Regions from separate parts of the Mus musculus genome. Here region 1 is linked to region 2. A link is a contact called in ENCODE Hi-C or POLR2A ChIA-PET data. All regions are on one chromosome and are shown on one strand. Each heading gives the region's core, a stretch centred on a gene start or an enhancer-like site at or near the end of the contact. The rest is flanking DNA. Distances are from core to core; before and after follow the strand shown. Region 1 holds the start of U2surp (U2 snRNP-associated SURP domain containing). Region 2 holds the start of Dipk2a (divergent protein kinase domain 2A).

What was found. Hi-C counts contacts between places; a loop is a spot of excess contacts on that map. ChIA-PET counts read pairs that join two places held with the same protein, here RNA polymerase II (POLR2A).
Region 1: a loop to region 2 is called in a map of heart, with 2.7 times the contacts of the local background. The contact joins the promoter of U2surp here to the promoter of Dipk2a in region 2. A Hi-C loop is called at or near these places in 1 of 37 maps with a recorded cell type or tissue (heart). POLR2A ChIA-PET finds 5 or more read pairs at or near these places in 1 of 5 experiments (embryonic stem cell).

Annotation. Positions count from the first base shown.
Region 1 is chr9:95,509,610-95,514,524 of GRCm38, reverse strand. It overlaps U2surp (U2 snRNP-associated SURP domain containing), which reads left to right and starts at 2,529. Exons shown (of 28, transcript NM_001357974.1): 1 at 2,529-2,708. The coding sequence starts at 2,664.
Region 2 is chr9:94,535,839-94,540,846 of GRCm38, reverse strand. It overlaps Dipk2a (divergent protein kinase domain 2A), which reads left to right and starts at 2,766. Exons shown (of 3, transcript NM_001033145.2): 1 at 2,766-3,628. The coding sequence starts at 2,972.

The DNA of each region.
Region 1 (4,915 bases), core at 1,280-3,779, 970 kb before region 2:
AAAGAGCCAAGACCTGCTGAGGTGCTTGCCTAGGGTGGAGGAAATACAGAATGGGTGGTAGAGGAAGTAGTTATAAATACCAGCTAAGGCCTGAAACAAGGATTATAAAGAATGCTTCTGTTTTATTTTGTTAAGAATACATTTGTCTTTCTTCCAATTTCTTTAACATCAACTGGTATTTGAGATACTAAAAGAATGTTCCCAAGGGACATTGCCCCATTGTAAATTTACAAATGCATTTGCGATTGTATGAGGAATAGTTTTATCATGTTAGTTGTATTGATGACCTTGTTATTGTGTCATGTGGACATGAGATATTATTTGTGTCAAGTTGACAAGAGGTGGATTGTGGTGGCTATTCCTGGTTGTCAATTTGACTATATCTGGAATGAACTACAATCCAGAACTAGAAGGCTCACCTGTGATCCTGATCTTGAGGCATAGTGGCTATGAAAAGCTTAGGCCCAGGCAAGGTAGTACATATGCCTTTAATCCCAGGAGACTAAGTAAGGCAAGTCCCAGATCCAGGTGGGCCACACCTTCTGCTGCAGACCTACATAAGGACATTGGAAGGAGGGCTCATCCTTCTTCGCCCGCTTGCCTTGTGGGACTGAGCAACTGCTAGATCCTTGGATTTCTATTCACAGCTGCTGCTGACCACTGTTGGGGAGTTGGACTACAGACTGTAAGTCATCAATAAATTCTCTTACTATATAGAAAATACTCATAAGTTCTGTGACCCTAGAGAACCCTAAATACAAATATTTTAAATAAAGCTGTGATATGAATGCTGTAAAGTAGGTTTCACAATCTGTTCCGAATTTATTATTGGAACCCTGCTGTTTTTAATATATAAAAGCCTCCACAGTATTGTGACTTACAGAGACAGACATAAGGCTGTACAGTGTAAAACTTGGGAATAAGGAGATTGCAAAGTAACCCTGTATATAACTGACACTGAAGAAAGGAGCAGTAGGGGAGGGAACTGAAAGAAAGAATGAACTCTGAGAGTAGGAGTAGGCTCAGGAGACGGAGTCACAGAAGCAAGTACATTTACCATACAGAAGTTGAAGTTTATTTTTTGGTTGATGGGGGTATAGTGAAGGGGGTGGGGGAGCGACCAGGGAAGCATTAGTCTAGGAGGCTACATTGCTGAACTCTCTAAAAAGGTCAATAAGCAGGGCGGTAGTGGCACACGCCTTTAATCCCAGCACTTGGGAGGCAGAGGCAGGCAGATTTCTGAGTTCGAGGCCAGCCTGGTCTATAGAGTGAGTTCCAGGACAGCCAGGACTACACAGAGAAACCCTGTCTTGAAAAAACCAAAATAAATAAATAAATAAATATCAATAAAATCTGGTGGTAGGCGATGAGGTATAAATAAGCCAGGTACCAGAGATAGAAACCGTAGTAACAGGAAGCCAACGATCAGAAAGTAACGGTTGCTATGCATGAAAGTACAGTATAATACGGTTCTGTGCCCTCCAGCCCAAATGAATTTATTTCCATTCTCAGGTCCTGTCACACATCTCCAATTCTGAGCCTCTTCTCTAGGTCTGACCCTTATCTGTAACTGAAATCTAGGTGATGGCACACACGTTTTCTCCCAGCACTTGGGAGACAGATCTCCGAGTTTGAGGTCAGCCTGGTCTACAGCACAGGGACAGCCAGGGGTGGAATGCCGACAAACTGGAAAAACCCAAATCAAACCAAACTTACTCATTCCCCGCTTCCCTTCAATTAACAAAAAGCTTAGACATGGTGGCCCAAGACTAATTCCCAGGACCTGAGGCGGGAAAATCAGCAGTTCAAGGCTATCTTCTGCTACACAACTTTTGCGACTATGCTTCAAAGAAATAGGTGCGGGTAGCCAGAAGTCTCAGAGGGAAAAAGGCACTTGCTGAGCAAACCTGCCAACCTCATTTCGATCCCCAAATCCCACCAACTCCTTCAAACTGTCCTTTAACCTCCCCACAGTTGCTAGGGCGTGCCTGTACTGCACAGTAACAATAAACATGCTCGTTTTAGAACAGCGTCTATATTACGATCCATCCCTCCCCAACTCCATGCCCAGTCTATGCAGGTACCATGCTCCGACGTCCTAAACAGTTTTTATCCTATTTCCCTGTTTTTTCTCAACTCTGAAGTCACTGCTCACCATTTTTTAACGTGAGCAGATTGCAAATTTGCCTTGCCACCAAGGCCTGTGCCCCCTGGGGGATCGTGCGGCAAAGTGTCTCGACGAACTGCCTCATCAGCTGAGGTGAGACGCTCGGCTCACGTGGCTACTGCAGTTGCTTTAAAAGAGCAGCTTCCTTCCCCCCTCAGGAAGTAGAACCCGCTCGCATCTAACGCCGGTTGGCTCTGGGAGGAAAATGACTGAATTATCAGTTGGCCTTGAAAGTCGGGTCAAGGAGAGTCCCTAAATTCCGCAGGCGCGTGACGTGACTGGGCGCCGCAATTCACCGGAAGGCGAGCGGGGTGGGCGGGGCGCGTAAAAGCGCCTCGACGCGGAAGTCACGCGGCCCCGGCGCCGCGGAGGTCTCCGTCTCGGCGTTCGGCTATTCGGCCTGGCAGCCTTTCTGGCGCGCTCGGCTGCTATCTGTTCTCTCGGTGCTCGACTCACCCGCGCTGCTGCCTCCGCTGAAGGAGGAGCAAAGCTCAAGATGGCCGACAAAACGCCAGGCGGATCTCAGAAGGCCAGTTCAAAGGTAGTTTCTTAGAGATCTCCGTCAGTCAGGGGGGTCTCTCACCGTGGTCGAGGGCCTACAGAAGCCTCTGGCCTTCGAGGGTTTCCTGGGGCGAGGGGCTGAGGCCTGTTGGCCACAGTGGGCCTGGCACCGCTGCACCAAGGTGCGCAGGTTGAGAGGCCCGAGCGCGCGTCCGTCCCGACTGGGATTCAGCCCCACACCAGCGTGCCTGGTGGCGAGCGGGGCTGGTCACCTCGTTCGGCTTTGTGGGTCAGAGCAGTGGTTCCGAGGTGGTCCGGCGTCCTTGTATCACCCCTTGCTGCTCTCGGAGGCTGCGGGCTAGAGGCTGGGAGAGGCGGGAAGGTTCCCGGTCTTAGATGCCTGTTTCTTCCCCCCTCGTCCTCCCTTCTTTACTTTGGCTCTTACTCGTTCCTGGCCTTACACGGTTTCTCTCCTTGCCGTCCAGGAAATTAGGCTGGACGGGTTGCAAGGGTGTGCGAGAGACCCGCCAGTGGAGGGCCTGGGGTTGGGACGTGCGGAGGGAGCCGCTCTCTGAGCCTCAGGGTTAGAGCCACACTTCCCATGTGATTTTCCTCCCACTTCCCGGGAAGTGAAAAGTGAACAACATCCCTCTTGAGGGCCGCAGACTCAGGGTCTCAAGCAGTATGTGGGGTTTCCATTGGAAAGGGAAACTACGGTAGACGTGGAAATTGCCCAAATGCCCTTACATGTGAGTTTATAGGGAGCCCTGTGCATTGCTTGGGAAACCGTTGAACTGTAATTAAGCGTTAGTAAGGTTGGGTTAACAATTGGTGTTAGTTGCCATTTTGGCCAGCGTGTTTAATCCCATTTATTTACTTATCTATTTTGGATTATTTTGCTTGGAGATTCTCGTCCCCATCTCGGTATTAAAGATGCCTAAGTACTGCCATAAACCAGTGGCGAGGCTTGAGATGCAGAGATAAGGAGTTGGATAACATTTAAAGAGTCTCGGAACGTAAAGTGTATGATTATCTGTTTGCATTTGCTGTTTGGTTTGAGAAACAAACCAAACTTGCTCTCTTTCTAATAAGGCTGACGTTTATTTATTTGTTAATTTTTAAATTTTTGCCATTTTGCTGAATGATTGCCCCAGATTTACTTAGCAAGTAGTAAAGGTCTTACTAGACATTCTTCAGAACTATGGGAGGGCCCAGTTCTGGTTGTCCTTACACCAGACCTTTACTGTAAGTCAGCTTCCTTTTTCTCCAGTAGTTTTTCCCCTCCTTCCCTTTCTGGGGGAGCAGGTGAATGAAGGGGTACCTCATGATGCCACTCCTCCTTTCAGACCCGTGACCAGGACAGGTACCCACATCCATAGTTACAATTTGTTTTGATATTCTTCTCAAAGCATTTAGTATTTCCTGCATGAGGCCTGGGTAGATTGAAAGCTTTTCAAAGTATGTGTTCAGACTTTTTTCTAAGAGAATACTTCTCAGGACTCTGTGTAGTTTTTAAGTATTAAGTAGCTTGTTGGATTTTTTTTTTTTCATTCACACTTGTCAGTTTATAGTCCTTTAGATGTCACCAAAGGGTTCCTTACTCGTGTCTGAAAAGGGAATATTTATACTCAAGAGTTTTGCCAGGATTTTTCCATGTAATGGAAAGTGTTGTAATGGAATGGCGAGGTTATAGGTTTTGAAAACAAATACGATACCTAATCTCTTCAGCCTCAGGTTTTCTTATCTTATTACAGGAAAAAAATTCTTTTATAGGGCTGATAGAAAGATGGAGTTACTGTAAATGTTAGTAAATCTTACTTCAGTTTCTAAGTCTATATAGATCATCCACCCATCCTGCGTACTAGGTTTTTGAGCTGGGTCTCCCGTAGCCCAGGCTGGCTTGAACTTTAACCTTCAGCATCCTGCTGCTCCTTCCTTGTATTTCCCAGAGTTGGGATTACAGGCATGTGCCAACCGCTTCCAGCTCCCTTTTTTTTAAGGAACTAGAAAGCACTGATTTGGATTATTAAGTGTTGGCCATCATAATGACCACTCAAATTGTTGTTGTTTTTTTTTAATTTCAAATGTAAGTCTAGACATTATTAGATTATAAGATCATTTTGGCCTTAGTACAATATTTGGAATTTCCAGGCTTGTATTCTGTGCTGTATATCAAGTAAGTAGAGACTTCTGTTTCATGCTCTTGCTATGGTAGTTACATTTCCATCAATTTGGGTAGAGGTGTTT
Region 2 (5,008 bases), core at 1,517-4,016:
CTGGCTCCAGCAGAGCATAGGCCACCCGTTTTTCAGACTCATGATTTGACTTCGAGTTGTTTGTCCCCCCCACCCCCACCCCCACCCCTTTTATCAGAACCCCTCTCCAAGCTGAGGCTCTTCCTTGGCAAAGGACTAAGGCTTGGTTCTAAGCACCCACGTGGGTGCTCTCATAAAGTTCTGTAACTTCAGTTGCAGGGAGCTATGATGACTCTTCTGATCTTCCAGATCTCACGTGGTTCATATACATCCACTGACATGCATACACACACACACACACACACACACACACACACACACACACACACAGTATTAAATATTTTCAAATTAGATGACTGGTATCAAAGCACTGTGGCTTTGGACTGGTGAGATGACTCAGCAAGTTTTTGCAGCCAAGCCGTGCTATCTGAATTCCTAATAGCCATGAACCCACATTGTAGAGGGAGAAACTGGTATCTGTAAACCGTCTTCGGACCTCTACCTCAACCCCACTAACACCCTGTGTGTGTGTGTGTGTGTGAGCACACATACATAAATGAAAAAATTATTTAAACCACTGTGGTCTTTAATTGTACTAGATACATTTGTAATAATGGCAATCACACTGGAAATTACACTGTTCTTATTTAAAATAATGATCAAGAACTCTGGCTTGCAGTTTACAATCCATTAGCTAAAAGCATCCTGTGGTTTACTGGAAAGTGGAGAAAAATACATTAATACTTACTGATCTTTTCCAATCTCTGAGTTTATCTTATGTGTCTCCAAAACTTTTTTCTGTTGCAAAAGTTATTAAATTCTTGAAGACTATCTTAATATCTAGAAGTTTTAATTGCAACAACTGAGTTTGATGTGTCATGTTTCTAAATCCTCACTTCACTCTTAGGAGAGGGACTAAGGCAGAAAGGCCACCACTGACTCCCTAAATTCAGAGCTGTTAAAATATAAACTAGTTTTAAGCAAAGCAATTTGTGTTGAGTAAAATAACCTTGTTTGTTTACACTGATAAAATGCAGAAAGAATATTTTGATTTTGTTTTTAAAGTGATTCCACACATTGTCTAGCATGTAGACGGGGTGTTGAAGACAACACACAGGTTAGTAATTATTCGCTTCGTTTACAACTCTGCCTCAGCAGCACAAATGAACCATGCAGTTCTAGTCTCCAGTCGCTCCAGACACTCCAGAGGAAACTTCATTTGAGCCTTTGCTTACATAACCTTATTGTATGGATTTGGGGGATGCTTGATGAGCAAGTTAAATCAAATTTCTGCCAAAGGAAACATGGGATGCTCTTTTTCTATCAGCCAAATTTCTCAGCCATTTTGCATAAGCCTTTGAAGGCTAACATCTTAAAATTTGTATTCTGTAGTAGCCTGTAAAAATCACCACCACGTTGAAAATTTCTTCCAAAGACTGAACTCCTACATCACCAAACACAAAACGTTGACCTTACCCGTATTCTTCCAGAAGCGAGTCCTCATGCTACAATCAAATACAGAAAATTCGGGAAAGTGATTCACGATCTTGTATAGATAAGTCTCACTGTCTCAGTAGTTACTCTTTGCATACCCGTTACTACTTACTATGATTTTCCTGTTTGACCTCTAAAAATCAGCGCAGTAAAAGTATATTTAACAGCGACCAGGAATTAGCTAGCTATCCACTCGACCAACAATCACAGGAGTGCTAAAAGTTAAAGAAAAAAAAAGTATTCTAATAGAACATATTTTGAAGTTACTGCTGAAGATCCCAGACCTTCTAAAACTTAACCCCACGCGCGTTAGGCCAGGTTATTTCCGCAGTCTGCTGTTAGGAGCTGGTTAGACCGCACAGGTGCGGCACCTGACGGCCTGGCTCCCTGGGGTCATCGCCACAGCAACGCGTCCTGGCCGCAAGGCAGGCCTGGGCCCAGCCTGTGAAGCATGGGGGAACCGGGCTCCTCGGGGACCCGGCGGGCGGCGCCGGTGAGGAAGGACCTCATCCCGCCAGTGCTCACTCAGCGAAACCGTAACTCAGCCTCCGCAGATACATCGCCAGCCCTGCAGCGGCATTCCGGTCCCTAACCGCTGGCCCACTGTCTGCCCGCAGGCCCTACGGCGGCACAAAGCGCGCGACCCAGAGGTCCCGCCAGTCAAAAGAACAAGCGCGCGCCACACCATATAAGGCCCGGAGCGGGCGGCCAGGCCCCGCCCCCAGGACCTGGCCCGGCCCCACTCCAGCCCCGCCCCCAGGCTTCGGCCCCACCTCCTCCCGCTCCCAGGATGGGCCTCTCTGCTCCCGCTTGCCTCCGCCCTCTCCCTTCCAATGACCTTCCCACAAAGGCCTCCGGGGCGCCTGTGTAGCCCGACAGTCACCCCAGAGTAGCCGTTACTGAAGGTCTCCGGTGGCGGAGCTGGCGAGCTCCGCCCTCCCGGGCGCGCCCTCCACCCACCCTCTCCACCGCCTCCCCGCGAGCTCGCGCTGACGCTTCCCGGGGGCGCGCTCGCCCCGCCCCCGGCCCCGCCCCTCGCTCTCGGGCGTGCCCGCGCGTGGGGGCCCCGCCGCATCCTCTCCTCCCCTCCTCGCACCGTAGCTTCTCGAGTGTGAGGCGTCCGGGACTCCTCACTCGCCCCCGCGCGCGCTGCTCGCCCGGGACCCAGCAAGGCGCAGCTCAAGCGTCCCGGGCGGGAGTGCGCGTGCGCGCGACCGCGGCTCCCGCGCTCCCTCCTCCCCCCCCCCCTCCCCGCGCCTCTATAACTTGGCGGGCAAGGAGGCGGCGCCCGCGGAGTCGGAGGGCGGGGAGCTCGGAGGAGGGCACCGGGAGTTGTGGAGACAGCCGATCGGGAAGTCGCCGCGCTCGGCCGGCGCAGCCCGTCCTCGGGTTCCTTCGCTGCCGCCCTCCGTCTGCGCCGCGGGCCTCGGCGCCGTGGGGCGGCCCGGCGGGGTGCGCTCGCCCGCCCCGGCCCCGGCCGCTGCCGCGCGCGGGCGGGATGTGGCGCCTGGTGCCCCTGAAGCTGGGCCGCCTGTCCCGTGCACTGAAGCTGGCGGCGCTCGGCAGCCTGTTGGTGCTGATGCTGCTGCACTCGCCGTCGCTGCTCGCCTCCTGGCAGCGCAACGAGCTCGCCGACCGGCGCTTCCTGCAGCTCAATAAGTGCCCGGCGTGCTTCGGCACGAGCTGGTGCCGCCGTTTCCTCAACGGCCAGGTGGGCTTCGAGACGTGGGGCCGCCTGCGCCTGCTGGACTTCCTCAACGTGAAGAACGTGTACTTCGCGCAGTACGGCGAGCCCCGCGAGGGCGGCCGCCGGCGCGTGGTGCTCAAGCGCCTGGGTTCGCAGCGCGAGCTGGCGCAGCTCGACCAGAGCATCTGCAAGCGGGCCACCGGCCGGCCGCGCTGCGACCTGCTCCAGGCCATGCCCCGCACCGAGTTCGCGCGTCTCAACGGCGACGTGCGGCTGCTCACGCCGGAGGCGGTGGAGGGTTGGTCGGACCTGGTGCACTGCCCCTCGCAGCGCCTGCTGGACCGCCTGGTGCGCCGCTACGCGGAGACCAAGGACTCGGGCAGTTTCCTGCTGCGTAACCTCAAGGACTCCGAGCGCATGCAGCTGCTGCTCACCCTGGCCTTCAACCCCGAGCCGCTGGTGCTACAGGTAGGCGCGGGCGCGGGGCTCTTCGACGCCAGAGGGAGTGCGTCCCCAACTCTCCCAAAATGCCTCTTCGCGAGTTTCCTTCCGCCCTCCCGCTCGTCCCAGTCTGGATGCCAGTGTCAGTGCGATAGCGAGCCCTTGTACCTCTTTCCGAGGACTTGGGCACCCTGGGCACACGTCCTTTGCTGTCCCGCCTGGCTAGCCTAACTTCCCCGAGTCTGTCTTTGTTTTATTTCTTAGATCATCTCCCTGTTAGTCAATCAGCTAGTTCTGGGACCAGGTGGGAAAGATGAGATCAGAGAGTGGGGTGGTGGTAAAGTGAAGGGAGCTAATTCGTGACTCGTGCTTTGCGTGGAATTAGAAGCTAGGAAATGGGGGAAAGAGTTAGATTTGGGCTGGGAAGGCTAAAGGCCAAGACGGACTTTTGCATCCTGATGCTGTGGCCTGCCCTAGTCATATGGTAATCCGGTTAAGGAAGGAATTAAAGTGTTTTTTTTTTTTTTTTTTAGGTTGGAGCTAGGATCTAAGGAAAAGGGTTTTGGCCTCTAGCCCAACTGACTTATTTGCTTTTTCTTGACTTCATTTCGAAAATAAACGTGCCTTTTAGGAGGATAGAATGGAATCGTTTTACTGGTGGCGGCAAGAAGAAAATAGATAAGAGAAAGGAATCCGGTTTATTTTTGGAGTAATTTGTTTCAAACACCCCCCCCCCCCCCGCTAAAGTGCTGTGCCCTTGGGCAGCGATTGTCCAGTAGGTGTGTGATCTCTCTTGGCTGCAAGAAAAGTTACCAGTTCTAAACGTCAAGTGCTAGGGAAAGTGAGTTTAAATTAACCACAAGTAATTGATTGTATAGTTCACGCCCTTTCTCCGCTAAGAATGTCACTAATGGCTAGAGGGTTTGGACCTTGTTTCTGTTGTTGATTAAAGTATGAATAGGAATGTACTCTATTGGTGGCTTTTTTTTTCTTTCAAGTTTTCTGCGTCTTAGTCAAGAGAAATCAGCCTTGATTAGTTCAGCCAAGCATCCTTAACACGAGTATTTGATCAGCTGAAGTTCTAATGTGAGCCTTAATAAAATTTCAAGTTGCTGTTAAGATATATGTGATAGGTTAATTTTAAAGTTCAGATGGTTTAATAAGTACTGTTTTATCTCTGATCAGTGTAAATTCAGTTAAGCTTACTTTGCAGGATTATTCTATTCATTAGTTTAGATTAGCGAGTCTCTAAGTATGACCCCCCCCACCCACTCCCACAAGCCCCCACCTCTCCAAGCTGTATTTATGTTAGCAGGTACTGACAGCACTTAGTAGTGTAATTGACTGTAGTCGATAGTCAAAAATCTCTGAGGTCCCAAAATTTAGCACTGAACTTAAGGTATATAC